2 separate regions of the Homo sapiens genome follow, and region 1 is linked to region 2. A link is a loop called in an ENCODE intact Hi-C map of the cell type or tissue named here. Cell type or tissue: gastrocnemius medialis. All regions are shown on one strand. Links, peaks and the distances in the headings refer to the core of each region. The heading gives the core; the rest is flanking DNA. Region 1 has its middle 42 kb from the start of SERP2. Region 2 overlaps SERP2 (stress associated endoplasmic reticulum protein family member 2).

Region 1 (16,577 bases), core at 4,658-12,657, 51 kb after region 2:
GATTGGGCTGGACAAGCTCAGAGCATGAAATTAAATGACTCTGCAGGACCCATCTGATTCTAAGATTTCATGATTCCACATTTGAGGGTATCTCCAAAGGAAATCTATACTGGAATCTGTTTTTTTGTTTGTTTGTTTTTGTGTTTCAGATTGGAGATATCTGTCTGCCTCAGGATGTTTACCCCAGGATACTAAATGGTCTTGGGTAGACAGTCAGCCACCCTGGTTTCTTCTTTTGGGAAAAAGTGGATCAGAGGTTAAAAAGTAAAACCCCGTATAAATTTACAAGTCATCTGGATTATTAGATGTGTTTTTCTTCCACTTTCTTTGTTGGCTCATTTATTCATTTCTTCATTCATTCATTAAGCATTTACCGAGTACGTACTCTGTGCTGGGCACCGAGTTGACTGCAGAACATGGAGAGGCGCCTGGTCTCTTTGAGATCTTACCATCCTGTGGTAATAAGGCCTGTGGATAATTACAATCCAAGGCGGTGAGTGCAAAATATGCACAGAATATTTTAAAAGCCCCGAGGAGTCATTTCATCCAGCCTTGGTGTGGTCAAGGAAGGGGTCAAGGAAGGCTTCCTGTAAGAGGTGATGTCTCAGGTTCATCGTTCAGGTGGGAAATACTCATCCAGGAGAAGAAGTGCATGAATGAAGGGGAATATGGTAGGATTTACTGGTGAATTTAAATGGAGACAGATGAGCCTGATAAAGTGTTTTCCTCCAGTCATGCCAGATGCTTGGGTGAAGGTACAGAGTACAGAGTAGGTGGGGAAGTGGGCTTTTTCCAGGGTTTGGCTTTTCCATGTGAGTGCAAGGAGGAGAGAGGAGCAAAGCTGAGGAGAGCACATGTAAGAGATGATCGTATTTCTAACCAGTGACAGCTCAAGTGGGGAGAGGATGCACAAGAGGAAGGTATAGCTGAAGGACTTTTGGAGTCTGGATATTGGAGCCCAGAGAGTGGGTAGAAAGATCAGAGAAGTGGAGATTGGAGAGTGATCCCACAAGTGGATGAGTTACAATTAGACGCAGTGACTAGATCCTGGGAGTGGGGTCTGAGATAAGTGTGGCAGGGCCTGGGAGGAGAGAGACTCAGGGACCTGAAAGAATTAAAGATATTGGATGGATTGTTAACTCTACATGGATGTTAAAATCTCCAGGGTTTATGAACAAAGTGATATTCATTTCCTATGACTGCTTTAACAAATTACCACAAACCTAGCAGGTTAAACTATGCAAATGCATGATCTTTCTCCTCTTTAGGACAGAGGACCAATGCAGGTTTCACTGGATTGAAATCTAGGTATTGGCGGGGTTGGGCTCCTTTCTGGAGGCCCTAGGAGACTTCAGGGGAGAATCTGTTTCCTTGCCTTTTCCAGCTGTTAGAGGCCACCTGCATCCCTTGGCTGATGGTCTCTTCCTTCCTCTTCAAGGCCAGTGCCACCTGCTCAGCCCTCTCTTTGTATCGCTCTGACATTTCTGCATCTCCCCCCCAACTTTGAAGGACCTTTGTGATGACATCAGGCCCACTGGCATAAGCCAGGCTCCTTTCCCTATTTAAAGCCAGGGCTTTAGCAACCTTCATTCCATCTGCAACTTCCGTTTCCCTTTGCATGTGTATGAGTTTTCTAGGACTATCATCACAAAATGCCACAGACTGGGTAACTTAAACAACAGAAATTCATTTTCCACCGTTCTGGAGGCTGGAAGTTCAAGATCAAGGTGTTGTCAGGTTTCATGTCTTCTGAGGCCTCTCTCCTTGGCTTGCAGATGATCACCTTCTTGCTGTGTCCTCACAAGGCCTTTCCCTGCATGTGCACATCGCTGGTGTCTCTTGTGTCCAAATTTCCTCTTCTCATAAAGACTCCAGTGAGATTGGATTCACGGCTCCATTTTAACGTAATCACCTCTTTAAGGGCCCTATCTCCAAATACATTCCCATTCTGAGGTACTGGGGGTTTAGGATCCCAACATATGAATTTTCTGGGGACACAATTCAGTCGATAGCACCATATAACATATTCACAGGTTCCAGGAATTAGGATGTGGGCATTTTGGGGAGCCATTTTTCTGTCTATCACATGAGTAATGTTGAAGAGTGTAACAATCATCTCAGTGCTAAAATCTTCAAGGAGTTACGGCATGGCGACATGTCTGCACCCGACTGCAACGGGGAGTTCTGGACTGACGCTAGGCACGTTAGAATCACTGGAGGTTTGTGTGGAGAGGCTGGAGGAGACAAGGAGGAGGCTGGCCCTGGGGTGACTAGGGGATGTGTGGGAGAAAGGGCTACTGCTTCAGAGGACTGAGGAGAATCCGTCCTAGGGTACCTAGGGCCGAGCTAGGTGTAGCTGTAGTGAGAAGGTGACAAGGACTCACAGAGCAGAGTTTAGGTTTCAGTTTCAGACCATGAGATCACGGGCATAGGGGAAGGGCTTGGTAGATTAGGAAGAGGGTGAGAATGGGTCAGCATAAGGGTAGACAGTGCTGGAAAGAGGATGGGGTTGGCCTGGGCTGGGAGTTTGGGTTTCCCACAATGACTGATGTAAGCAGAGACGCAAGGCATCTTAATTGCCATCACTCAAGGCCCTCCCTGGCCCCACCTCCTTCAAAAAGCTTTTTTCAAGCTTGCACTGATCTCATTTCTCTCATGCTTTCTTCCCTGAATATATTATTTGGATTTATACTTGATGTTTCTTTGTCTATATAGTCAGGCAATTGTATACTTTGTCTGTACAATTAGATTGCAGTTTCTTCTAGGACAGCGGCCATACTGATATCCCCAGTAATGCCAAGGACAATCCTGGGCATGTAGTTCAGATGCGATTCAGTTCTCCATGCAATTTTTTTAAAAAAGATAACAGGTAGGATAATCCACTACCTCCCACACCACCATTTTCCTCATTATAGTCACCAAATTCCCAATGACTTAAAGTGTAGATTGCTCTTGTTTCTATATAGATCCAAAATGATGGCTGGCCTTACTGAGCACTTTCTTTGTGCAGTGCTGTGCTACAAGAAACACCTCATTAAATTTAATCCTCCCAGTAACCTGATGAAGGAGATCGGTTTACTCTTCTCATTTTACGGATGAGGAAACTAAGGTCTGGACAGGCTGAGCAACTTTTCCTGAGGGCACATGGCTGGCAAGTGGTGGAACCAGATCTCACACTCAGCTCTGTATAAACCGAAGTCCATTCCTTCTGCATTTTGATGGGCAGCTTCCCGTTTGTCAGTCTTCCTTTCTGTTCTGGGGTGAAACAGCAAATGATAATGTTTATCATTTACTTGCACAAGATGGCCACATTTAGACTTTGTTGTAAAGCTTTATTTTTGTTGTGTAAAAGTTAAACCTCCAGAGTTCTGGTTCTTGCTCTGATTTCAGTGTGAGTCTGTGGCCAAGGATGCTTCTGGATGTGTGCAAATGAAATCTAGAATAGATCTCTGAAAAGAATTGATGGGAACTCCGCCTTCTTTGTCATCTACTCTGCAGAACTCAGTTTCCTGTGGTTTGTGAAGATGTCAAGGAGGCTGAGAGATGCTTCTACCTGGGACATTGAACTTTGGGGCAAGTGTCTGCTCCATGAGTCTTTCCAACAGAAGGAAGAATACGTTGTGTCTTCTAAGCACTTTACTTAAACTCATAGTTTAGTAAACCTCTTTTTTTTTAAAAAAAAAAGCAAAATATTTGTCAACTTGCTTTTCATGTCAGAGGGCAGATGAATTTGGGAGCAGAAATTCTGTCAAGGTCCAGAGTATTTTCTGCCTCTGCTGTCTTTCTCCACATTTTCCATTTCTTTGTGTGTGTGTCTAGAGAAATTGCATCTCAATGGTATTGTCCCTGTTTTTTTTTTTTTTTTTTTTTTTTTTTTGAGACAGCGTCTGGCTCTGTCGCCCAGGCTGGAGTGCAGTGGCCCTATCTCGGCTCACTGCAAGCTCCGCCTCCTGGGTTCACGCCATTCTCCTGCCTCAGCCTCTCAAGTAGCTGGGACTACAGGAGCCCGCCACCGCTCCCGGCTAATTTTTTGTATTTTTAGTAGAGACGGGGTTTCACTGTGTTAGCCAGGATGGTCTCGATCTCCTGACCTCATGATCCACCCGCCTCGGCCTCCCAAAGTGCTGGGATTACAGGCGTGAGCCACCACGCCCGGCCAGTATTGTCCCTGTTTGACCCAGTGTGACAGGGTGGAGGAATGCTCTAAATCATTCCATGAAACAGGCTCAGTCCTCTCTTGAGAGAATTCAAGTCACATATGTGCAGCCAGACCCACCCTTTACTCCATAAACAGGGCTTTCTGAACTCCTAAGATCTCCAGAGAAGAAAATGGCACAACAGCTTTTATGGAAATGAACTTCAGTGTCTCACAGCCCAGTGAATGCAGTCAGTTTTATTAGCTAACTGAAATCCTAGCTTGAGAGGAAGGACATCTTCAGACTGTTCTCCCTTTCGTATGGCCTGGGTTGCTGTCTCTAATGTTCATCTTCTCGTAGAATTATCTTCTGAGAGTGACGACCCAAACATCAGTGCCAGAGCCCATCTGTGTACACACACAGATAAGTGAGTTGACTCAGCCTCTCTGGGAGCCTCTTGGTGGCTGGGACCATGGTTGCAATGGAGCACTGCAGCAGTCTCCTTAGGACTGCTCATGAATGGTCAGGCACTGATCTGATTTTGATTGGCCTCAGCAGGTGGACATTTTGGAGCTATTGGGCTATTGGGCTACAGAGCTATTGGGCCCTGTAACAAGTGCTTGTGGGCTCGAGTAGTGGTTCTCCAGCATGGGTGTGTTGGAAAGAATACAATGCTGAGACTCTTTGAAATAGGATAGGACCTGCGCCTTTGTATTTTATGAATTCTCCGGGAGATTCTGTTGCATACCATTGTTTGAGAATCACTGTTCTAAGTTCAACACTAATTATTATAAATGTTTTAACTTTGTTGGCTGGCTAGCTAGATGTTGTACTTATACATGAAAGTATATATATATATTTTAGTGACAGGGTCTAGCTCTATTGCCCAGGCAGGAGTGCTGTGGCGTGATCATATCTCACTGCAGCCTCGAACTCCTGGGCTCAAGTGATCTTCCCTCCTCAGCCTCCTTAGTAGTTGGGACTACAGGTGCATACCACCATTCCCAGCTAGAAAGTATATTTCTTGAGGGTGACCTTTTACAAAATTATTTCTTATTGCATCTCTAAGGGAAGAGATAGAAGGTACCAAAGGTGCTATCTTCTTACAAGGCAATCAGAAGAAACCCTGAACCACTGATAAGGACAGTTACTAAGCAACCACATGCTGGCTAGCAGGATTAAAGTGCCTCACATGTGAAACCGCTTGGCCTGGGGATCCAAAGCTCTAGCCTCCACTTAAAGAATTGCCATTCACTTTATTTTGCTTCTATGATTATTCCTGGTAAACACGCCTTAAGATGCCATCCTCATCAAATACTTAAATTCTAAATTGTATTTCAAATGAAAGCTGCATAAATTATGCAGAAGGTGCAAACAGAAGACTTAAGTAAATAGTTCTTGATGAAGGGTAATTGGGTAAACTAATTTGCACTTGTATGTGAAGTTTTGCTAAACGAACATTTTCTTAAAGAAATGGGTAACAATATTGTCCATGAAGATAACAGAATCTTGCAAAAGAGCTTTAGTCAGTAGATGCCCAAACAGCAAATCCTTGTCCAAGTTCCTCTTATCCATGCCGTCGGAGCTGAATGGCTGTCAGCCCTGCTGGGATCAGAACATTTGAACTTTGGTTTTGCAGTGTGGAGGGGTTTCCATGCTGCTACTTGCTCCTCAACACCCTCACCGCCCTGGCTTTATTCCCAATGACAGGACACAGCAAGCTACATGTGGAAATTTAAAAAACAAGAAGAGAAAGAAAAAAGTCAAAACCAAAAGGAAAACTGCCACCAGATGCTTCAAGAAGCTTATTCCTTTGCTGGAAAATTTTTACAGGGACCCAATAACTGCCAATGTCTCCATAAATGAAGTGTGTATTTTTAAAAAAGCCCTAAGCTTAGAGTCCGCAAAGAAAGCAATGTCCTCAAAGGTGAGTGGTTCATGCCCACATCCTGTTAGCTCCTGAAGGACACACTGTGAGTCTTCACAAGAGTCATTTTCAAGCCCAACTGTTCAAGCCAGGACTGATGATCCCCCTTCCATGGCAGACACAGTGGATCCATGTTTACCAGGTTGCATTTTCCAAATCCAAATTTATAACCAGGGTAAATATTTGTTTTTGGAAGCAACTACACAGAATATTTGAAGCCAGAATGGTTGTTAAAAACTGCAGATGTGTAAATATGTCACCTAACTTGGTACTGGAGTTCAATGACCACATTTTCAACTCTAAGACAAGTATAAGATGACGGTTTTGGACAGCTTGCCCTCCAAACTTGTTCCAGCTAGGAAGGACTTTGAGGGGCCTTATTTGAGGTTGTATTTGCTTGTGCTGTGCTCAGATTCTAATTCTGTAAAGAGACTGTGAAAGGGCACCTCCTGTCTTCTCTAGGCACCCCCCTATTTCTTTCCTTTGGGAAGAGAATATATTTTCTGAATTAAAAATATATAAATGTCATCTTTGGTCTAAATGGTTATGAATACTGGACTGGAAAAGTCCATTGTTCTTCTTTGTTTCTGCTTTTTTTCCTTTCCGTGGTCAGCTTTATATGGGCAGCTCTGCAGAGCCATGAACTTGGACCAGGGTGCCTCAGCTGTTGGGGCTGCTAGCGGGGATGGGCAGAGTTAGTCAGGAGCACACAGGCTCCCGGGCAATGTGTGTATCAGGTTGTTATATGGCCTACCTGTGTGCTATTTGGGTCCACATCTAACATACCAGTCTCCTGCTGCTGTAGAAATGCAGATGTGGGCTCAGTATATCTTCCTCCATTCAACAAAGACACGCCTGCCACTGCCAAGCCCAGTGCTCACTGTGCCCCAAGTTGGAGATAATGGGCCAATGATGACTTGGAAACTTGGTAGAAGGAGGAGAAAGCCAAGCACATTTATTAAAATCCTGCTCTGGGCCAGCTGTTTGATATTTCTATTTCCTTAAAAACACCTCCAAACTACTTTGTGAGATTTGACATACCTACTTATGGACGGCCTACGTAATGGGTGAGAAAACTGAGGGCTTGATTAGTTAAATCATTTATCCAAGATCAAACAGCCAGTAAGTGGCTTAGACAGGATTTCAGCTCAAATCGGCCTGATACAAAATCTCTACCATCTCTATGGTCTTACAGTGGAATTGGGATATTGTATAATAGAATCCATCTGATCTGGTAGGAGAGCAAAACGTTTATTCAGTGAAGCTTCTTCTGTTAGACAGAGCTAAGGGCAGCCATTCCTCTCTGTATCTTGTCTGCAGGGGACATTTGCAGGGAGTAGGTGGGGAGTGAGATGGGTGGGAGCTGCCTGTCACTCGCGGGCCTTCCTCTTTTGGGGTAATTCTCTGCTGCACTATGTCCTGGCTGGAGGCAGCAGCAGCAGCAGGGAGGGCTGTTTTCAGAGGCGTGGGGCCTCCTGTGACTGCAGAACTGGCTCCTAATTGGATCATCCCCTTGGTGGGTTCTTGGCTGTGTGCCCAGCTTCCCAGACTAACTGTTCTCTAGTCTTCTTGCCAGTAGCCTTCTAACAAGCCCCATTTCTGCTTAGTTTAGCTCAGTGAGTTTTCGGTTGTTTGCAAACCAAAAACCCTGACTGGGCCATCCTCCTGGATATCTCTGCAGACCTGCCGCACACAGCAGCCAGGATGCAACCTCAACATGTGGGAGGTGCAGTTGCCTTTTACTCCTCTCCACTCTCCCTTCCCAGACTCATTTGTCTTTTGGTAGGGAAGGTACACAGTCCAGACTCCTCTCATTTTCCCATCAGACCCTCAGGAAAGACTGAAATGTATTGTATTTATCTTAAAGTGAAAAGGCTGATAAGAGCTTTAAATAGACTCCTAGGGGAATTTGCAATTTAACAGGACAGTAAAGAAACCCTAAAGGCAAAGGGCTGAGCTGCATCTGTGGAAACTGAGACCCCCCCGGAGACTTAGGAGGTTTCTTTTTTGAAAAGGGGGCTATGTTCCAAGACTCCTGTGGCTATGACTAAGCAGGCCCCTGTTGGATCCCAGCCCAGGATATCTGTGGAACTGCAGAGAACCTCTGAGAGCCAGAACGTTTGCTGGAAGGGCTTGTTTAGCTTCTGACAAAGGAGGTGGTGGAGGGAAGCCATGGTGAGAAGAGCTTGTCTCACTTCCACCTGCCATGAGGTGTGCCACTAGGGTGGGATTTGAGAGCATTCTCACTTTTAATCCAGACAAGCCTTTCCTCCTTCAGGGACTACCCCAGGTGGTCTTGACTGTAAATCCTGTCTGTGAAACCCCAAGTAAGTTTCTGAAAATATACAGGAGAGATGTAGAGGTAAACTATGGGTGAAGCCGAGTTTCTGTAGCATGAGTACTATTTTCCATTCACTGGAGTACTCTTCCAGGCACTGATAGGGTGACAGAGGTACCACATCATCCAGGCACTGATTGATAGGGTGACAGAGGTACCACATCATCTCCTCCCATGGGGAGGCCACCAATGAGACACCAGCCCTCTAAGGGGGTGGTGATGGGTGACGGGAAAGGAGATTTCTCTCTAGGGTACTATCTATTACCAGAAGATTTCAAAATCTCTGTATCCAGACTCCCTCTACACACGGGCTGTGGAAAAGTGACTCAACCACTCTGAAAACCTCAACACAACGGAAACCTCAGTTTCTTTTTCTGAAAAATAGGCAAAATAATGACATTTACCCCAAAAGGCTATCGGGAGGACTCAGTGAGATAATAAAGCTCCAGAAAGGCATTTAGAAGATGGTAGAGAACTATTCAAATGTAGATTCTGATGCCAGATTATTTTAATGCTAAACTGAATGAGACATCCTTCCTAATAAAGACAGCTTCTTCTATATGGTCACTTCTGAGACTCTGTGTCGGTGGCTTTTTGTTTTTTTTCCTGTTACCCGCAGGGAAAATAGAACTTCTCAAACCCCACTTAGTCTCCTTTTACTCTCTTTGACCCAAGGGTGAGAAGAAAGGGGCGGGTCTGCCCTGGGAATGGACGCTTAGAGGAGAGTGCGGGAAACTGGGTTTTCAGAACTAGAATTTCACTGAAGAAAAGGATGACATAATGGTTAGGTTTAAGTTTTTGGAGTAGAAGCCCGAGGGGAGAGCGTCTCTACAGTGGGGTGTAAGCTCTGTTTCATAGTAGAAGGGTCAGGCTTTGCCCACAGTCATTGGAAAGCTCTGCACTCTCACCTCCCTGGGAGGGCTTGTGATTCCGATCAAGGGGACATGGAGGATCCTGGCATTGGATCCTAAATCGGGGAGGGTGTTCTCGTGGCTACAAGCCTCAAGAAGCCAGAAGGCCCAGCCTGCGCACCTTTTGGAGCAGTGATTAAGAGGATGGATTTGAGGTTTGAACAATGACCTTGACACAAGTTGTATGAAATTGAATGTTACTTAACCACCACAAGCATCATTTTTCTCATCTGTTAAATAAGAACAATATTAGTACCTGCCTCACAGGTTGTGAGAATTTGTGAATATGCATGTAAAGGACCTGAAATTGTCTATAAAGCATGTAAGTAGGGTGACCAACAAATCTGGTTTGGCTGGGTCTGAGGAGCTCCCAGAATGTGGGAATTTGCAGTTGTAAAACCAGGGCAGTCCAGGCAACGTGGGACAAGTTGGTTATCCTATATGTAAGTGCTAAATATGCGGTAGTGATAAAGTCATGGGCCATGGCCACAGGGATGGAAATATGAGAAGGAGCCTTGCTTCTTACAGCAGACACTGACCCAAGGCACCTGTTTGGGGAAATCCCCCAGTAGCCCACAGTGAGGGAAAATTGGTGGCAGCCTCTCATGAGGCTGGGACCCTTCCATGGTGGAAGAACACAGCTGGAGCAGCCCACACAGCAGGCTGCAGGGGGACAGTTCTACCAGCAGCTCTAGGGAACGCAGGTCCAGCCAGCAAGGGTGGATCTGGGCTGTGCACCAGCCTTGCTAGTCTGCCCCCGATCTGCAGGGAAACCAGGGCAAGCGTGCTGCTTGTGGCAGGAGTGGGCCACTGCACTGGAGGCCTTGGGGGCAGAAGCCAGCAGAACACCAGGAGCTTTCTCCGAGGGCCGCAGCCCCACAGCCTCCTGGACGGAGATGGGCAGGCAGGTGGTCTGCCAAGAGGAGGTCTTCAGAGAAAACACAAACAATCTCTGAATGATTGGTGACTTGAAAATATCGACAGGGGAAAAAGAAGAGTTAGACTCCTGGACTGAACGTTGAAAGACCCCAAAGCTCATCCTCACCTCACTGTCACCGTGTGCTATGGCCTGAGCAAAGTCTCTTCTTCTTCCTGGGGCCCCTGCTCTCCATCCATGAACTGAAGATGTGGGTTGGCTCATCCCTGGTGGCAGTGCCCTCAGCTTTAACATTCTCTTACTCCATGATGCCCCAACTCAGGCGGAGGGTGCGGGGCAGACCTGTTTCCTTTCACTATTATGGAATATGTGAGTTCTGGATTTAAAAATATGTATTCTCAACTGAGGAGGAAAAGTACTTTATAGCACAGTTTTCAGCCCCGCCCCCCTGCTTTTTCTTTCTTTTTTTTTAATTATACTTTAAGTTCTGGGATACATGTGCAGAACGTGTAGGTTTGTTACATAGGTGTAGATGCACCATGGTGGTTTACTGCACCCATCAACCCATCATCTGGGTTTTAAGCCCCACATGCATTAGGTATTTGTCCTAATGCTCTTCCTCCCCTAGCCCCCCACCCCTTGACAGGCCCTAGTATGTGATGTTCCCCTCCCTGTGTCCATGTGTTCTCACTGTTCAGCTCCCACTTATGAGTGAACATGCAGTGTTTGGTTTTCTATTCCTGTGTTAGTTTGCTGAGAATGATGATTTGCAGCTTCATCCATGTCCCTGCAAAGGACACAAACTCATTCTTTTTTATGGCTGTATAGTATTCCACAGTGTATATATGCCAGATTTTCTTTATCCAGTCTATCATTGATGGGCATTTGGTTTGGTTCCAAGACTTTGCTATTGTGAATAGTGCTGCAATAAACATACATGTGCATGTATCTTTATAGTAGAATGATTTATAATCCTCTGGGTATATACCCAGTAATGGGATTGCTGGGTCAAATAGTATTTCTGGTTCTAGCTCCTTGAGGAATCACCACACTGTCTTCCACAATAGTTGAGCTAATTTACACTCCCACCAACAATATAAAAGCATTCCTATTTCTCCACATCCTCTCTAGCATCTGTTGTTTCCTGACTTTTTAATGATCACCATTCTAACTGGCGTGAGATGGTATCTCATTGTGGTTTTGATTTGCATTTCTCTAATGACCAGTGATGATGAGCTTCTTTTCACATGTGTGTTGGCCACATAAATGTCTTCTTTTGAGAAGTGTCTGTTCATATCCTTTGCCCACTTTTTGATGGGGCTGTTTGTTTTTTTCTTGTAAATTTGTTAGATTCTGGATATTAGCCCTTTGTCAGATGGGTAGATTGCAAAAATTTTCTCCCATTCTGTAGGTTGCCTCTTCACTCTGATGATAGTTTCTTTTGTTGTGCAGAAGCTCGTTAGTTTAATTAGATCCCATTTGTCAATTTTGGCTTTTGTTGCCATAGCTTTTGGTGTTTAGTCATGAAGTCTTTGCCCATGCCTATGTCCTGAATGGTTTTGCCTAGGTTTTCCTCTAGGGTTTTTATGGTTCTAGGTTTTATGTTTAAGTCTTTAATCCATCCTGAGTTAATTTTTGTATAAGGTGTAAGGAAGGGGTCTAGTTTCAGTTTTCTGCATATGGCTAGCCAGTTTTCTCAGCACCATTTATTAAATAGGGAATCCTTTCCCCATTGCTTGTTTTTGTTAGTTTTGTCAAAGATCAGATGGTTGTAGATGTGCGGTGTTATTTCTGAGGCCTCTGTTCTGTTCCCTTGGTCTATATATCTGTTTTGGTACCAGTACCATGCTGTTTTAGTTACTGTAGCCTTGTAGTATAGTTTGAAGTCAGGTAGCATGATGCCTCCAGCTTTGTTCTTTTTGCTTAGGATTGTCTTGGCTATACATCAATGTGCAAAAATTCCAAGCATTCCTTTACAGCAATAATAGACAAACAGCAAGCCAAATCATGAGTGAACTCCCATCACAATTGCTACAAAGAAAATAAAATACCTAGGAATACAACTTACAAAGGACGTGAAGGACCTCTTCAAGGAGAACTACAAATCACTGCTCAAGGAAATAAGAGAGGACACAAACAAATGGAAAAACATTCCATGCTAATGGATAGGAAGAATCAATATCATGAAAATGGCCATATTGCCCAAAGTAATTTATAGATTCAGTGCCATTCCCATCAAGCTACCATTGACTTTCTTCACAGAACTAGAAAAAACTACTTTAAATTTCACATGGATTCAGCCCCTTTTATTGCCGACTGCTCCTACCCTAAATAACTCATGATTTCATTATTTCTGTCAAAGGGCCCTTCATCTTCTCTGTCAGCCACTTTCTTCACGATACTTAACAGGTCTTCTTTTCCATTTTTCCTGCTTGAAAGTGCCTGCTCAACATGACCAGCTAACTCTACTTTTACCAGCACCAATAACAGCAACACTAAAGAGAAGAATCCTCCATGGCTTCCGCTTAGCAAAAGGACTGAGTCACCACCTCAGTGCTCCAGACCACCCCCTTTCTAGGCCTGACAGCCCTTTCTCAACATCCCCCCTTTCTCCTGCTGCAGGACTTGCCAAGGGAGCCAGGACCCAGGAGCTACACCCTGAATCTCTTGGCATCCCCTTCTCTAAGCCTTTGCTCAATGTGTGCCCTTTTACAAGCATGTCCGCCCCATATGAGGGTTAAGCCCTTGACCTACCTTACTGTGCACCCCACCCTTGCCACTCCAGAGCAGCCTCCTAGGCTCCTGACTTCCAAGACCCTTCCTCCTCTCAGCCTGGGCTCATCACTGCTCACAGTGGGGTCTGTGGACTACAGCATCCTGTAGTCCTGGGGTTCTGTTAGAAACACAGGGCTCAGGCCCCACTCAGGCCTCCTGAGTCAGAGTCTGCATTTTCACAGGATCCCAGGTGATTCCTTTGCAATGAGTGTTGGAGAAGTGCGACCTAGTGGGAGGCATTTTGCTTTTCTGCACTGGCTTGTTTGAAGTCCCCTCAAAGCCAGGCCCATGTAGTGTAGCCTTTTGCTGCCTGAGAGCACTCAGCACAAAGTCTTAAAACAATGGGTAGAAGTTAAAACAGTTCTCGTAATGGGTGGTTATTACACTTTTACCAACTGGAGTGAGATAGACCGTCAAATGCATGAAAGAGAAGTAGTGAAAATGGGTTCTCCTTTGTCCTTTCTCTGTCCCCCAAAGACATGCGCATGCACATGCACACACACACACACACACACACACACACACACACACACACACACAAAGCCTATATAGATCTCCATGGGAATCCTACTGACTTCAAGGATGAACAGAGTCAGTCAGCAGCGACCCCACCAGCAGACATCACTGAAGTGCTGCCCACCAGCACCAGGACATCTAGTCACCACCTTGGCATTTGTTTACTGATGCAAACCAGGCACTGTCTGGACACATCCTTGTATCCTGACTTGGCTTCTCTCTCTCTTTCTCTTTTTGAGAACCTCACCCATCGCTTGTTTAAACACTAAAATGAAATCTCAGCAGGCCTTGCCAAACCCAACTTTAACAATGATGATGACTCTCTGCGAGGTTCTTCCTTCCAAGGTCACAAACACTTCACATATATGATCTTAATCCTCATGCCTTCTTGAAGAATATGAAGCAGAGAGGACTCTCCCAGCACCTTTTAAATACAGATCCAAAATAAAGGCACAAGATGGAAAAGTGACTTTATCATGACTACATATCTAACCCCTAAGTTGATCATATATGATCAGGTCCTTTACATGTGTTAGCAAAAACCTTATGGGGAATCCTTTACCATCGGTTGTCAGAGCAGGAAAAATTCGACATTGGTTTACAGCTAGGTCAACTAAGTGGGTGCTTGTCAACTGAAAATGGATGACACCGGGATTTCGGCCTTACTTGGAAGTGGTCTTGAAAGATGGCTACTAGGGAAAAATCCTCCCAATGTGTGGGGCTTCAGGTGGTGCACTGGCCATCCACTTGATGTGGAAAGAGAAGTGGCCAGGTGTTAGAATATATATATATATATAAACTTCTGGGCAGTGATGAATAGATTGGATGGGTGGTCAAGCTTGGAAAGAGAAAGATTAGAATAATGTCTGGAGTAGAGACCCTTTTATGGAAGACATATCTGTGTGAGATCAAAGTATGATGTTTGTATCATGTTTGAAAGCCCTCCTGAGAACCACAGAAGAGGCACTAAGAAACCAAGTGGGCAGAATGGCACAGCCAGTCATCATCAGCCCAATTTGATCATTGGTGATCCCAGTGGTGGCCTGATGGATGTGAATGGAGTAGCCGTGGTAGAAAAGATGGAGGGTTCATATTGGCTCAGCAGAATGGGCTTCCACTTACTAAGGCTGATTTAGTTACTGCTGCTTCCAAATATTAGCTTGCCAGCTACAGAGATGAACTCTGGCCCCTCAATATGGAGCCAGCCACTTGGTGGCAACTTGCTTACACTGGGCTCCTGGAAGAGTCAAATCTTTGTTCTAATAGGAGTTACATATTCTAAGTATAGGTTTTCTTTTTCTTGACCACAGGTCCTCAGCCAGCACTACTATCTGAGGACTTAACAGAGTTTTTGAACCACCAACATCGAATCCCATACAATATGGCAACTGACCAGAAATCCTTTTCTTAGCAAGGACATGTGAGAGAGGGCCCTGTGAATATAGGACCCACTGGTTATACTGTATACAATGCCACTCAGAAGCTGCTAGCCTGACAGATCTTTTGGATGGTCTGTTGCAGGCAGAGTTATAGAGCCAGCTCCAAGATGATAATCTACAAAGATGAGGCTCCATCCTCCAGGATACATATTGAATCAAAGATTTTTATGTAATGCTATGTCCACAATGGGAAGAATACATGGGTCTGGGAACAAAGAGGTAGAAACATAATAGTGACATTTACCATCACTCCCAATAGCCCACTGTTGGGGGACGGAAATTTTTCCTTCCCACTCCCACAAATCTGAGTTCTTCAGGGTTAGAGGTTATGGTCTCCAAAACTGGACACATAAGAATCCCATTAAATATAAAGCTATGGCTGCTAACTGGGAATTTTGGACTCCGGGTATCTAGGTACCAGCAGAACAAGAGTCACCATCTCGGCAGGGAAAGTAGGGATCCCATTACCCAGTGGAGCCAGGAGGGAGATGAGTGGCCTGCAGATGATATACTTGGGTACATCTTGATATTCCCTTGCTCCACTGTGATGGTAAATAAAAAAGTGCTACAACTCTGGCCTGAGAAGGTCATGGTGGCCAGAGACTCAAATTCTTCAGGAAAGAGAGTTGGGTTCATGACACCAGGGAAGTCACGGGGGTCAGCAGATGTGGTGGCTGAAGATAAGAGGAATCAAGAAAGGGGAGCAGTAAAGGGAAATGCTGCTTATTGCTGTGTTCTTGATAACAGGTGCAGCATTGGGGGCTACAGTTCATTCCACTAGAATGGATCCTAAAGGGGTTGTGGTTGTCCCCCAAATGGATACGCTATAGTGGATCAGAGCAGTGCAAGAGGTGGACTGTGGTGGATACAAAATTGCATTGCTCAGAGCCTCCCTTCAAGGAATGGCTTGTTGCCCTTCTCATCAGCATGTATCTTCAAGCTGTTGGCTCCTTTAGGGTTTGCCTGAGCTGCAGAAAGCTGCTTCCTCCGAGGGCAGCCCACATCCAGTGACTGATTGAGGTGAGTATGCAAGCCTATCCATTTCAGCCCCATGTGAGACAACCTTGATAGGTTATTTGCCCTCCACAGTGAGCTGCTTGTGGGGCTGGCCAAGATTTTGCTGTGCCAGCATTGGTTTGTTTTCCCCTCTGGAAAATCCTCCTCCCCGTCTCTTCCACAGCTGTCGATCTCCAATAAATACTCTGTACATCAAATTCTATCTCAGAGGTTGCTTCTGGAGAATCCAGAATCACCACTGAACTGCAGGAGTTGGTACCAGGAGTGGTTCAGGAAAGCAGGCAATAAGGTGGGGTTGTGAAGCTGGATCACTCACCACCCAGCTTGCAAAGAGGGAAGAGGGAGTGCAGGTAGCTCCTGACACAATGTGGCAATCCACTTGCTTAGAGCAATTTGTCATGCATTTGAGAAGATTGAAGGAACCAGTAATTGTAAATACTAGTTTTACTCAGTGATTTTTAGAAAAGCCCTTAGTATAATTCAGATATCTGTCTTAAATTAAAGATCATAATTCAACCTCATTGTAAAATTCAAAAGAATTCTTGGGGGCTTTAAGAACTTTTATTGGCCAGGAATAAGTACCTAGGCATTCTCTGGATACCCAAGAAATAAGAATTGACTCACCTTGAGTAAAGAGTGGC
Region 2 (14,534 bases), core at 3,092-11,091:
ACTCTCTGGTTTACAAACCCTATCCTTTATCTATCCAGGGGGGCTGCTGGTCTCGGCTCATGGAGGTTCCTCAATATCTCAGTGCTATGCTCACCCACTACAAATTTTCTCACCATCAAAAAGCAAAGCTACGAAAATGGGCAAAATTTTATTTCTTCCCTCTTAAGCATTCAGAGCTTTAGTAAGGACCTTCCCAGGGAGGTGGAGAGTTGGGAAGGCAGGGTGAGCAAGACCATAAACATAATTACAAGAACAGCAAACACTTATAAAGCCAATACTGTCACTCCACTAAACATTCCACATGCATTGTCTCAGTTAATCCTCAGGATTAATAGTCCTGAGAGTCTCAGGAGTTAGGAACCAGTACCATCCTCTTTTAAGAAGAGAAGAACTGAGTCTTAGAGTCGGTGTAAGTATCTTAGACAAGGCTACATAGCTAGTAGGTGGTTTCAAATACACAAAGTCTGGCCCTGAAGTTGTAGCTCTTAGCAACCATGTTAACTTCCTCCCTATGGCATGTGCACATGCTAATGTGGTGGCTTTCACCCAATACGCCACAAAATACAGACCTTCCTCAAATTTTGTGTCCCCAAAAGATTTCAGAGAGCACCTAACATTTCACAAAGAAACGTTTCTTAGTTGTTGCAAAAGGCTTCATTCTGGCTCCTCAACCTTTGGGCTCAAAGACATTTTGCCACAAAACTTGTGGCCACACAGGGAGTGGGAGGAGAGAGCACTGAAAAGAGTGTCTCTTTGGCCTCCCATATGTCCCTGGCATGTGTATGACTTGTACTTTTCTTCTTCCTCACCATCCTTAACAGAACAGCCAGTCCTGGGGAAAGTTTGGGTGTGGCCCTTCCAGAAATGGAGAGGCCTCCAGCACATTCATACAGGGAGAGACCTGGACCATCCAAAACACAAGGCTGGGAGAATGGGAGGATTCAGGCCCTGCCAAGGACATCTCAGAGAATCACTTCTTCACATCTGTTCTGAAAAGGCTGTCCTGAAAAAGGACCTGTCTGTGACATGATCTCACTCCCCTCCCGCAACCCGCAGCAGGCAGAGGCCCTGGAGAATACAGGGGGAAAGTGCCGCCTGTTAACTGACAGACGAAAGGAATGTCCCTGCACAGAAATGGCAGAGCGACTCCCAACGGATGGTGCCTGATAAACCTCACAGGCTCTTTGTTGAAAGGCATTAACTCTGCAATAACAGAGGCCAGCCCTGGAGCCAGGCACAATTTCCTATTTGATGGGCAAAGAGAGTCTAGATGTGTGCTCCCCTCTGGCGATGAGAAAGTCATAATATCCAGCAACATAGGGAGATATACTGTACATACACACAGACATGCAAGCATGCATATGCATGCATATACATACACATTCATGAACACACTAACACATACACATTCACAAATACACATACATGGAAACAAACACACACACAAAAAAACCCACATATACAAACACACACACACAAATGCAAACAGAAACATACACAGACTTCACTTCAACCAGAACAGCTGCTGTTTCATTTATTTCCCTCTAAGATTTGAACAAAGTTCTGCAGCTTAAAAAAAAAAAAAGACCAAAAACCACTAGTCTAGATTTTTTTTAAACACATTTTTTTCTGCTTATAAAAGTAATATATGCTGATTGACAAATTTGGAAACTATAGGAAACAGTGAAGAAAATAACAGTCACTAGTTAATCCTGTTACCCCAGAGGTTTCCCTTTGATGGGAATAAACGTTTGTCAGTTTCAAGAATAGCCAGGCTTTGGTCACCATTAAAATTCTCATAATCTCTAATTAGGAAATGAATATCAGGGTTGGCCAGAGAAAGAGTAGAGAAATAAAATTGAAATTAGGAATACATGAGGGAGAAATAGTCTGAGGGATGGAACTGGGGCATGGCTGGTATTTAAGAGTTTCCCTCTGAGAGTCAAAGGATGATGGGAATTAGATGGTGACTCCATTGATGCTGCCTGAAATTATCACTGAGACATCAGGACAGAGAGAAATACAACCGTATTGCAAAGAGTGGCATCTCAGATTGCTGCATCCTGTCAATGTAGGGTATCACACCCAGAGCTCAGAAAAGGTAAATAATACTGTGAGACCACAAGAAACATGTATAGGCTGACTCTAAATAAAATTATCCAAACAGGTAGCATATTAAGGAAAAGACCTCATTTCACCAAGTCCAGGAGGCATTCTGGTCAAAGAGGAAAGCTGGAAATGCCGAAGACAGCTGTCTTGTGAATACCGTGGCAATAACCTTATAAAAAGTTTAGGCTAAGGACAGCAAAGATGAGAACGTGGCCCTGCCAGCCATATTGTGTTCAGGACAGACATTACCAATCAACTGCAGCCCACTTTCCCACTAAGCATTGGTATAGCCCGGGAGTCCTTCTCAGTAAGGCTCATACAAGAGCTGGGGACAAAAGGAAAAGAAAACGCCCAGAGGAGAGGGCTCTGGGCACAAACAGCAGTGACTAGGTCCATGAATGGGCTGGGGAAGCATGTCAAGTCTGCAAGTGCCTTGAGAAGATAGCAGTTGACCTATCTGTGTGACAGTATCTTTGTGGGGAACGGTCTCAGACAGACATTCCAGCTAATGCTTGCCTCTGAGTCTTGAGATAAAAGCAAGCATTCTTCAGAAGCTTTCAAACAGCTCTCCAAAGAGGCAGGTTTCAAAACCCGGGACTGGCAGAGCCAGGATGAGCTGCTTATCTGGAAAGAGGCCCCACTGCCTGCAGAAATGGAAGATAATACTTGTATTAAAAGGGGAGAGAAAAAAAGGGCAAAGTCTCTTATGAGGGCACTGAAATCCCTTGGCCTTCGATGTGGATCTGGGTCCTAGTAGATCAAGTAGAGGCAAATCCAGCCAGTTAAACAGACTCAAGCAAAACAAAATCCCAGGCTAAGGTTTGACAAGAAGTTTCTGGCCTATTTGGGTTAATAATCTGAGCAGACCCATAACAGGTATTGATTAAGAAATGGATTTTTGATTTCTTAAATAATCTATATATTAACAAAGCCGTCTGGGTGTGGTGGCTCACGCCTGTAATCCAGCACTTTGGGAGGCTGAGGAGGGCCGATCACTTGAGGCCAGGAGTTTGAGACCAGCCTCAACAACAGGGTGAAACCCTGTCTCTACTAAAAATACAAAAATTAGCTGGGCATGGTGGCGCATGCCTGTAATCCCAGCTACTTGGGAAGCTGAGACAGGAGAATCACTTGAACCCAGGAGGTGGAGGCTGCAGTGAGCTAAGATGGTGCCAATGCACTCCAGCCTGGGCAACAGTGAGACTGTCTCAAAAAAGAAAAAAAACACTGGTTATCAAATTAAACAAAATGAAACAAGATACAGCCCTGAGATGTTCTAATTGGATAATACCGTGTCTCAGAAGAATATACTATTCCCAAAGCTTTTGTATCTCATAAAGATAACTTTTACAGCAAAAGAGTGGTGGATTGGGGTTGCTTTAAGGAAATGAAACTCACATTTTTTTTTTCCTGACATTCAAATTAAAGGACAAACTGCTGTTCATTGATTGTGGTCTGCATATTGGTGTTCCTTCTCCCTCTGTGGGGAAGACTTGACGCTTTATCACATGGGAAAACAGCCTCATGCATCCAAAGTGTTATCACTTACACTGCTCCCACTCATCCGTGGAGTGAAGAGGCAGGGCTCATGGCTTGCTGATAGATTGAGACCAGTGTGAGAGGTCGAGTCTGCAACTGAACATGCAGCCGGGAAGGATGAAAGGCATGTGGGAGTTGAAGCACCCCACAGCACAACCGATGGTCCCGTGGTGCCCCTGTTTCCCATGAGGGCTACAAGGACAGAGGTGGTGGTGACTGTAGCTGCAGGCTTTGGGCTTGCTATGGGCCTGTACTTAGATCCCCAGAGCTGCTCAATGCCAGGACACCTTGGGAGGGCTGCTCATTATCCCCATTTTCTTGATAAGGGAATCAATACCAAGAGTAAATACCTTGTCCAAGGTCATTCAGCTGACAAAAGTGAATCTAGGCTCAAAACTGACATCTGGCAGATCCTGAAACTATCCTCCCTTCAGAGGCCTCCTATTCTGAGTGCCAGTTGGTCAGTTTTCAAAGCAGTCCCTTGCCTAAGACAACTTTTGCAATCATGGAAAGTAGAAATTTGCTTATTCTGAAAAGGATGTATTTAGATAACCTCCCCAAACTCCCTCTCACCAGGACAATGTATTAGAGGTTTCCACCAAGTGCCTAAGACAGAACAGGGCTTGGGTGCGCTCAGATCTGGGGGGCGTGGGGCAGCCCCGGGAGGTCTGTTGCTCCCATCTGGCTTTGCAGTGAGGGGTGGCATTCCCTGAGTGCGTGTTTATGCCAGGGGTCTCTGGGTGCCTGGACTGTGTCCCCTCACTACTCTCCCAGTCCTCATTCCTTCCTTTTCATTATCTTGCTCTTACTAGGATGGCAGGCATGAAAGGCACATGCAGAGGAGGAGGAAGCCACAGGAGAGAAGCTGAGAAGCAGGAGGCAAGTGATGGCAGTGACCCACAACTGTCTATAAGAAAGGGGTCCTGTAGACTTTTTACAGGCTTGTTAACCTGTTTTTCCACATAAAACAGAGAAAGGGTGACCAATAAGTGAGCACATACTTAAATGCCAGCTTCTTACCAGTCCTAACTCTTTCCCAGAAGACAGCCAGAAAAACAGATAAAATGTGCATTCATTACTGTCTGCCTGACCTGAATATTTATTTACCCTAGGTACACTGGCACTATTTCTAAAAAGAGCACTTTGCCCAACCAATCACCAATGAGAAAAGTGGGTTAATAGAGTAAGGTAATGAAAGCAAGTGAGACTTTCAAGAGACTCACATCAATGATCAACATCTTTATTAATATTAGAAGATTTCGCCTTTTTCCTTAGCATCTATATAAAAACATACAAAATAAGAGTAACCAACCACATGAATGCAAAGAAAGGCCATATGACCTCCAAGGTCCCACTGGAACTTGGTGAAATGGAACTTGAGCCTGGCATAGGGGTGTATCTTGTTCAAAGGAGAGCTAATAGAAGGGAATAGGAAAAGGGTCTATCTGTCTGCAGAGATGTGGAGATCCTACAAGACACTCCAGTGCATTTGGCCTGAGTGTTGCAGGCCAGGGCAGGTGTGCAGGTGCAGGTGTGCGTGCTGCAAACAGGCAGATGTGAGATGTAGGGGATTTTCCTATTTCAGATTACAAAGCTGGAACAGAGGTGAGACAGACCACCGATGAGAGCTTCAACAATCCCAGCACCTACCAGAAAGCTAATTACCTAAAGCAAAGCAGCTGACAAATGGGCTAGACTTGAGGACCGCACATTCGTTTAAATGTAGAGAAAAGAAGGGTAGGCACTTATGGCCTGTGACCCTAAAACAGGATAAACTCTAGAGGGAATAGTCGGTTCTGCAAGAAGAAATGAATCGTGACTAATTCCAGAGAGGTGGCAACAGGGACGGATCTAAAGGAGCTATTGTGTTTCCCATGACATGTTCTGTTTAGAAAAGGACAAGTACAAAGATAGAAGGAAGGGCACAGTACCAAGGACAAGCTGAGAAGAGTGACACATTTCTGTGAGAACAGTGCCCGACTTGAGCTGAGGCTTGCAAAAAAATTGCTAAAGTTGGCAAGAAAAAAAAAAGGTGGTGGTGAATTATTTTTAGTTATGATTAAAAAAGAGATGAGGCCCATTGCTTAGGGATCACGATAGCATGTTAATAGAAGACAGAGAAAGTAAGATGGCTCAACTCTCATTTCATGTCTAACCTCTCCATAAAAGCAAAATGGCTTTATAACTAGAAAGCTTTAAGTCAGCATCATTGAAAGAGCCCTGGGTGGCCGAGCGCATTGGCTCATGCCTGTAATCCCAGCACTTTGGGAGGCCAAGGTGGGCGGATCATGAGGTCAAGAGATCAAGACCATTCTGGCCAACATGGTGAAACCCCGTCACTACTAAAAAAAAAAAAAAAAAATTAGCTGGGCATGGTGGTGCGTGCTTGCAGTTCCAGCTACTCAGGAGGCTGAGGCAGGAGAATCGCTTGAACCTGGGAGGTGGAGGTTGCCGTGGGCCGAGATTGCGCCACTGCACTCCAGCCTGTCAATAGAACGAGACTCTGTCTCAAAAAAAAAAAAACAAAAAAAACGCAAACCTCCAGAGAGGTGGAGCTAACATACTCAATCCCTAGGAAACTGCTGGAGACCAGGAGAGTTCTAAAAGATGCTTGTTAGCAAATGTCCCAATTTACCCAAGAGGGAAAGATACAGGTCCTGCTGCATGGGCTGGTAAGCCAGGCAAAAGTTTAGGCCATATAATAGTTTTTTAAACCCTCCAAAAAGGAAGAGATGGGTTTTGAGAGTTGGCATGGGTTTGAGAAAAATAAGCCACGCCAAATGACTCTACTGGCTTTTTCCCTTATAGGCTGCCTAAGGGGGCAGACTGGAGAAGGCCACAGTTACTGTGTATCTTGAAGCCTATATATATCTTTATCTACTTAGACCCTTGACAATACAGGTGGCATGGTCACGGGGCTCAGGGATGCCTGAGAGTAGGCTTTGGCCATTCTGAGCACCTTATATTCTTGAGCCCAGCACATTCTCTGAAGCCACCATGCCACCGCCACATAGTGTTCCCATGCAGAATCACCTTCCTCACACCCTTTGTCTGGCTGTTTGTTCTTCAAGACTCCGCTCAAACAGCACCTCCCCTTGGAAACTTTCTCTTCTGCTGAGTATGATTTAGAAGTTCCTTATCCATGCCAGCCAAGCACCCTGTAAACTCTGCTGTCACTATCGCAGTGCGCTTTCCCTGGGCTGCAACTGACAGCTTCCTTATCTGCCTCTCCCAATGCCTGCAAGTACCCAAACAGGATTGTATTTCCAAAGCCCGGCACAGTGCCAGGCACAGAGGGGACCCTCAAGACATGATGATTGCTTGAATGAGTTTTGCTTAGAGGCTCAAAGTCAACCTGAAAGAGGTTGTCTCTGATTGTGTTCTGTGGGTTTCTCCAAGTCTAGACTTTTATCAGTGACTTGGAAGAATAATATATTTTCAGGGACCATAACACTGGGAAAAAAGGGTAAGTAGATCAGAGGCTTAAAGTTCAAGGTCTGACAATCTACAGACTGGTCATACAGCCTGAAAACATAGCTAACTTTTTTGTACAGGTTTATTTTCTTGATTTTCCTGTGGTATGATAAAGGCATAGTTTTGTTTGTTTTTATTTTGTTCTTTTTTTTTTTTTTTTTTTTTTGAGACGGAGTCTCGCTCTGTCGCCCAGGCTGGAGTGCAGTGGCACAATCTCGGCTCACTGCAAGCTCCACCTCCCTGGTTCACGCCATTCTCCTGCCTCAGCCTCCTAAGTAGCTGGGACTACAGGCACCTGCCACCAGGTCCGGCTAATTTTTTTGTATTTTTAGTAGAGACGGGGCTTCATCGTGTTAGCCAGGATGGTCTTATCTCCTGACCTCATGATCCGCCCGCCTCGGCCTCCCAAATGCTGGGATTACAGGCGTGAGCCACCGCGCCCAGCCTAAAATTTTAATAGAAGTAATCGTTCTTCTTTGAGAATAAAAAAAAAAGTCATAAAGTTTTATATTAGGTCTCAAAAAAGGTCAACTAGATATCTACAGTATGAGGAATATCTGGCTTTATCCATCCATCCATCCATCCATCCATCCATCCATCCATCCATCCATCCTAAGCACTAACTATGTGCTAAATACTAAACTAGGATCTACAAATTTAATGAAAAATAAACACTGTCTCCCCTGAGCTTATATCCTACTGGAGGGAAATGAACCTAAGTAAGTAAACTAAATAACTGCAACTGCTGATGAGGGTCATGAGTAAAATAAAATAATATGTGATGGAGACAGGAGAGACTTGGGATAAAGGGGTATGTAGATGTGTTTCCGGGGTTGCAGGAAGTTTATCTGAGGAAGAGCTGGGTGGCATCTGGCTGGCCATCAGCTAGACGTGAGTCAAGGATGTGCTGCAACTGTTAAAAAGTAACTGCAAGCCTGGGTCACATTAATAGAGGCAGAGTGGTGAGCAAAATCAAGGGCAGTGACAATCCTACTGCCTCTGTGGTGGTCACACTGCTTCTAGACCACCTTCTGCAGTTGCAAATGCTATACTTTTTTTTTGAGACGCAGTCTCGCTCAGTTGCCCAGGAAGGAGTACAGTGGCACGATCTCGGCTCACTGCAAGCTCCACCTCTGCAGTTCAAGTGATTCTCCTGCCTCAGCCTCCTGAGTAGCTGGGACTACAGGCGCGTGCCACCATGTCCAGCTCATTTTTTGTATTTTTAGTAGAGACAGGGTTTCACCATGTTGGCCAGGATGGTCTCGAACTCCAGACCTTGTGATCCTCCCCACCTCGGCCTCCCAAAGTGCTGGGATTACAGGCGTGAGCCACTGCGCCTGGCTTTTTTTTTTTTTTTTTTTTTTGAGACGGAGTTTCACTCTTGTTGCCCAGGCTGGAGTGCAATGGCGCGATCTCTGGCTCATGGCAACCTCTGCCTTCTGGGTTCAAGTGATTCTCCTGCCTCAGTCTCCCAAGTAGCTGGGATTACAGGCATGCGCTGCCAAATGCTACCCTTTAAGAAAGTCATTGAGCAGATCCAGAAGAGGAGTCTAGAAACCACATCTTATGAGGCAAGGTCGAGAGATTTAGGGAAGCTTAGTTTGCAGAAGGAGCCACCAGGCAGTCATCTTTAAAATATCTGATGATTCAAGGTGCTTAGAGGAGAACGAGTCCATTCTGTGTTACCCTAGGAGTTCAAATCTGAACAACTGAGAAGACAGCATAGTGTAATTCAAAACAGGAGAGACATTTCTAATAGAATTCCAGCAGACATGGAATAGGCTTTTTGAAGAAGTATTCAAATAGGGATTGGGTAAACAGCTGTTTAAAAGATGTCCTTAAAGATACTTCTTTGGGAATAGAGTAGAACTGTCTTTCTTTGAGTGTAAGATTTTCTCATCTTGGAATGCCAAATCATCTTTAAAATATTTGAGCCACAAGCAACAATAATGCCAAGTACTTTGGATCCTTCCTTCCTCCTAAGAGTTTTTGCTTCTTTGGAAGAGTGGTCTCTTGAAGATAAAAGGAACTGATCCATCTTAAATTTTTTTTTTAATTTTCATGATTTTAGGTTTGAATGCATGATTCATCTTTAGTCATGGGCTTCTCTTGTCATTGGGGCAGAGGCTGTCTTGCTGGGAGGCCTAAGCCTGAGCAGGAAGATGTGGACCTTCTGCCTCCCTGCCCTCAGTAACAGTGAGATGCTGGAGGGTGGGAATCCCTCAAGGCATGCTGTGTAGTTAGAAGAAGTGACCTCCACTCACAAGGATTTCTGAGACCCAACATATGGGGATCAGGAACCATGTCAAGGCTAGTTCAGCATGTAACTAGAAACAATGGCACGATGCTTCTGCTCATCTTCCCTGCATTTGTGTGTATGTGTGTATCTGCATGTGTGTAAGTAAAGCTCTCAACTTGCCACCTTACAGTATCAGGTGACCCATACCTTAAGGCTTGGGTCAAAGGCTCAGTTGTATCTAGGAAGTTGTATCTAGGAGCTCTGCAGAACTTTCTCATAAGGCATAAGGCCTCTCCCTTTCTCGGAATGTGGATTTATCACAGGCACACAGGTGTTTCACCTTCTGTTCTAATGCCCTTTTAAGGCTATGTCTGCACAAAAAGACTTTACTGAACTCTACAGTGTATACAGCCACTTTAACTACTCAGTGTAATCATTTTATGATTAGGATTTGATAGTGTATTAATTGTGTCTCTACCTATATTTGGAATAGAAACTAAATCAAAACCCATTAAGATTAAGGCTTAAGGCAGTGATAAACTTGAATCCCATACCAGTATGTTTTTCATCTATTTGCTTTGTGAAGAAAACGTGTGTTTTTCAAAGGCCAGTGGAGAACATGGGATATAAGTTCAGTGAAACACCCATACCTGAGCCACAGACAACAAAAACAAACAGTGCCAACAGCCATGGTCCCACAGGATATTTCTCCTCTTGCGGCCTCTAAAAGGGAATGGGAAAAAGTAAGATTAGGTTCATTGACTCAATAAACAATTATTTGAGTATCACTAGGCATTGTGCTAGGTGCTGGGGATTCTACTGCGAATGAGACAGACTTGGTTTCAATCCCTCAGTGGACAGATATAGATGAATGAAGTCCATTAAAAGGATTGAGACAGGTTTGTAAAAATTCATCCATAACCTTATTAACATCCCTGTAACTCAGTGAACTTGGTGGTCTTAAATATTCTGGGGACAGATATGGTATGAATACATAAACCAATATGGCGATTTAGGAACCAAAATGATATTAATAATAACTTTCCATCTGCTGAGTAATGCTCTGTGCCAGGCACTACACTAGGCAGTCTGCATTCATTATTTCTGGCAAGTATTATTATTTCCATTTTGGAGTTGAGAAACTGAGGCTCAAAGTTTGTTAACTTGAGCAAGAGCTGGGATTCAAATTTAGGTCTGCCTCATTATAAAGCCTGAGTATTTTCCATTAACAGATTCAATATTTAGTTTTTGCATCTGTGAATTCCAAGCAGGATCAGAGAGCACAGACATTTTCTGAAAACCTTTTACATAACCCCAAATTAGGAAGTCAGTACAGTGGAAATCCTTGCAACAACAGAAGCACCACAGCAATTGTGAATGGTTATGAGTGAAGCAGCATTTTGTAATAAAGCTCCTAAGCCTTAATAAAGCTTGCACTTGGGAGAAGTCTCTGAATTCTCTGGGAAGCAGAAGGGGACTGTCAAAACTGCATGAATGAAGCCCTACAGACCTCCTGCTTTTTCAAACCAAAAGCACAGACATAATAAGATCTTCCCTCCACAACACCTCCAGGTCTATGTGCAGGTAGGGCTTGGTCCTTAAACCCAAATCAGTCAGAACAACAAATATTTTCTGAGAGATGCATCAGAAAAGAAGTGAATTTCTCAAATAGAATGGGAGAGTGAAAAAAAAAACAACAACAAAGAACTCACTAATTATTTTCTGATTAGCTTGAAAAATAGGCTGCATTCAACACACGTTAAAGAATTCACATGCAAAACACACAAAGAAAAACGTGTTGGTAGAGTGGAATGTTCACAAGTATTGATTTGTGGTTGATCTCATAAAACCCAATTCCAGATTTCAATTAAATGTTGTTGACATTTAAACATTGTATTCAACATTGTAAAATATGGGCTAAAAGGTATGTTCATATCCATACAAATACCACAGCTTGACATTCAGACTGAAGGTATGTAATAGTGTTTCAAAAAAAACGAGTGGTGCTATCATCAAGGATGTAAGTTTTTGAAATGTTGAACAAGTTTTAGTAATGTTTCTAACAAAAACTTCTTTAAAAAAGGATAATCTTCCTTTGATTTTCACTGTAGTTGCTTTCCTAGAAAATTTATCATATATTAAAACTGTAAAATCTATGATGTGTTGTATTTATATGTAAAATTAAGTTCTAGGCTAATGTAAATGTAAACTGGCTTCTCATCTAAAAAAGGAATTTATTTTATCATAGATAAGGCAACAGTTCTTTAGTTTTCAGCTTACCAAAGAGCCCTTCTCTTTTACCTCACTTGGGTCCACTCGTCACTTGTATGGCCACATACTTTTTCTTGATAGCATGTGTCACAGTTTGTAGGTCTATATTTATTCTTGTGATAATTAATGTGTTTAATATCTGTCTCTCTATGAGACTACAGACCCCACAAGGGCAGGGACTATGTCTTGTTCATGTAGTAATATATAGAAATGCCTGCCACAGAACTTAAACATAGGAGATAATAAACGTTCATCAAAGAACAAATAAACATACAAGTTTCATTAAATAAGATTTCTTAGGTTAGGCAGAGTAAACACAGGTTCTAGGAAGGATATTGTCTTTTTAGTAATAATTCCTAATTGGTGTAGGATTATCCCTGTATCTCTCCTACATGAGAAATATGGATTAAAGTGTCAACGGCAGGTAGACTTTGACTAAGGATTAAGACATTCACTTCTCTGTCCTTGACTAAGCCTGTATCTACCACCACTTACATGCCGGCAAGTCACACTGCAAAGGAATCGGTGGCTGCTCTTAATCAGACGAGGACAAGATCAGTCTTAAATAATTGCATAAGATAACTGTGCCATTTTTTGGCCCTTAAGGCCAGGCCAAGTTCAGATCCGGTAAACAACATTCATAAAGCTACCTGAACAAAGTGTGACATTCGCCCTTCCCACCCTCTTCCACCACCTTCCCAGGAACTTGTCACAGTTGCCCAGAAACCAGTTCTGTTGCTGTTGTGCCACTGATGCTATATAAAAAAATTCATTTTATCTCTATTTCCAGCAAAGCTAATAAGTGAATTCAGAAGCCTGTAATGAATTACTTGCCCAGGACAGATACCAAATAGAGTCCTTTATTTTTCATATGCAGAAAAAACAGATGATCAGCATGTAGAGCTTGGACCATATAACACAAAAACCTTTTGGATGACATTCTCCATGGAATCAACATGATTTGGGGACTTTGGCTGATCATAGTACCCATATATCTTTTTTTTGACAGCTTTGGGTGACTACTTTTTAGAAGGGGTGCCCAGCACAATCCCATTGGGACAATTCACATAAACCTTACTCTATGGCTGGAAAAGGTGGGGAAAACTAGTAGTGATTCTGCAAATGACATGGTTTACTCCAAACATGAGTTTGCTACTTCTTGAGGCTCCAAAAATGTCAGGGAATGGCTTTCCCTGTGATTAAGATACCCGTAGGGTAACTCAGAACTCTGAAATTTAAATTCCCCCTTCATTCTGGAGAAGTTACTACTGTATAATCACAAAATGATTATTCCATTTCTCTGTTTCCTTTTTTTTTTTAGACGGAGTCTTGCTCTGTCACCCAGACTGGAGTGCGGTGGCGTGATCTCGGCTGACTGCAACCTCTGCCTCCCGGGTTCAAGCCATTCTCATGCCTCAGCCTCCTGAGTAGCTGGGATTACAGGCGCCCACCACCATGCCTGGCTAATTTTTGTATTTTTAGTAGATACGGGGTTGTGCCATGTTGGCCAGGCTGGTTTCGAACTCCTGACCTCAGGTGATCCATCCGCCTTGGCCTCCGAAAGTGCTGAGATTACAGAAAGTGCTGAGCCACCACGCCCGGCCTTGTTTCTTGGATTAGTCTGCTATCTGGGAGAATAATATTAATTTATCCGTAAGCTATTAGCTAATAATAAAATACTGAAGCATCTGCATACAATTAAAGAAGTTTATTTCTGAACAATTAGTCTGAATTTTCAGTTGGAATCTATACTTGTTCCCATTTAATGAATTTCATCCTGAATAGTGATCTTTTGCAAGTTACTTTTAACAAAGTATAATCATATTTGACTTGTAATTGAGAACATGAGATTTAGGATTTATCAAGTTTCTCTTTGAAAGAAAATTTCATTTTTCTATTGGATAGTAATCTATTTACAATAACATTAACCAAAATCCCCCCAACCAATGCAAAGCAAACATTGATTGTGGCTTGGTCTGGAAACCTTTCATTACAAATTTAGCTGGGCCATTTAAAAACTCTTATAGGTGCAAGGCACTATGAGAGTTTCTTGGGGGCCACCCCATGACATATCAGAGCATATTAAAATGAACTCATACTGTACATTAAATATAATTTAAATGTAGCTCTGAACATTGAGTTGAATGGCAGGTGACTGGTACCTTTTCTAGGTATTTAAACAATGTTTTCCCAATTTTTCCATTTTCTTCTTTTATTTTGGAGCTAATAATTTTTGTTTTGGGTCCCAAACATTTTCTAGTTTTCTTGAAGAACTTGAGGTGGCAGACACTGAGTCTACAGAACCTAATAGATACAACAGCCTTAGAAATTAGTTCTTGTTTTCTTCTTACTTTTGTAATCAGATAAGCTGTCAACTGAGATCTGACAACTGAACTCCGGTTTTTTAGTTCATGAAAAAGAGCCACATGACTAGTTATTTTTCACTGTGTCAGTTAGCAGGTCTGATCCCTTGAGAAGGAAGAATTGATCTCTTAGGGATATAAAACCCTGCATGCCTTAACATCAATTATAAGTTGCTTCTCAATGTCAACCCGGGCAGCCATTTTTTTTTCCTCAGTAAAAATAGGGAAAACATAAATCAATGTGACAAAATGGTTCCAATTTGATGGCATCTTGGCATTTTGCTGCCTAATCACAACTGAGTGATATAATTCCTAAATGAGAGAATTTTAAGGATTACTTAGGTCTTGTGTATAAAGCTCTGAGTAGAGTTGAGTTATGCTTAGACTTGTGTATAAAGCTCTGAGTAGAGTTGAGTTTGGTCCTAGAGTTTCTCTGCCGTAATACTGCTTGGTTTTGCAAGAATTCTGGTGTGATGATTACAGATCTAGCTTTTTGCTTAGTTAATCAAACCAATATAGTTTCTTTGGCTAAAAGGAAT

What was found. A loop is a pair of places that touch in the nucleus more often than their neighbours do. Peaks named below come from ENCODE experiments on the same cell type or tissue, not always from the same donor. Only the 100,000 strongest peaks of a DNase experiment are listed, where the experiment ranks them.
Region 1: it touches region 2 in a loop (2.0-fold over the local background); 2 of 110 quality-filtered maps call a loop at or near these places.

What each region holds. Positions count from the first base shown.
Region 1 is chr13:44,323,663-44,340,239 of GRCh38, reverse strand. No RefSeq gene overlaps it. Among named protein-coding and RNA genes, the nearest start is that of SERP2, 42 kb to the left of the region's middle. RefSeq lists enhancers at 6,968-7,467, 10,062-10,563. In gastrocnemius medialis, for the core only: no CTCF peak of the experiment used is centred there; a DNase peak (open chromatin) is centred at 8,159; H3K27ac peaks cover 368 bases.
Region 2 is chr13:44,375,191-44,389,724 of GRCh38, reverse strand. It overlaps SERP2 (stress associated endoplasmic reticulum protein family member 2), which reads right to left. Exons shown (of 3, transcript NM_001010897.3): 2 at 10,012-10,084. Among named protein-coding and RNA genes, the nearest start is that of SERP2, 8.6 kb to the right of the region's middle. In gastrocnemius medialis, for the core only: no CTCF peak of the experiment used is centred there; no DNase peak of the experiment used is centred there; H3K27ac peaks cover 745 bases.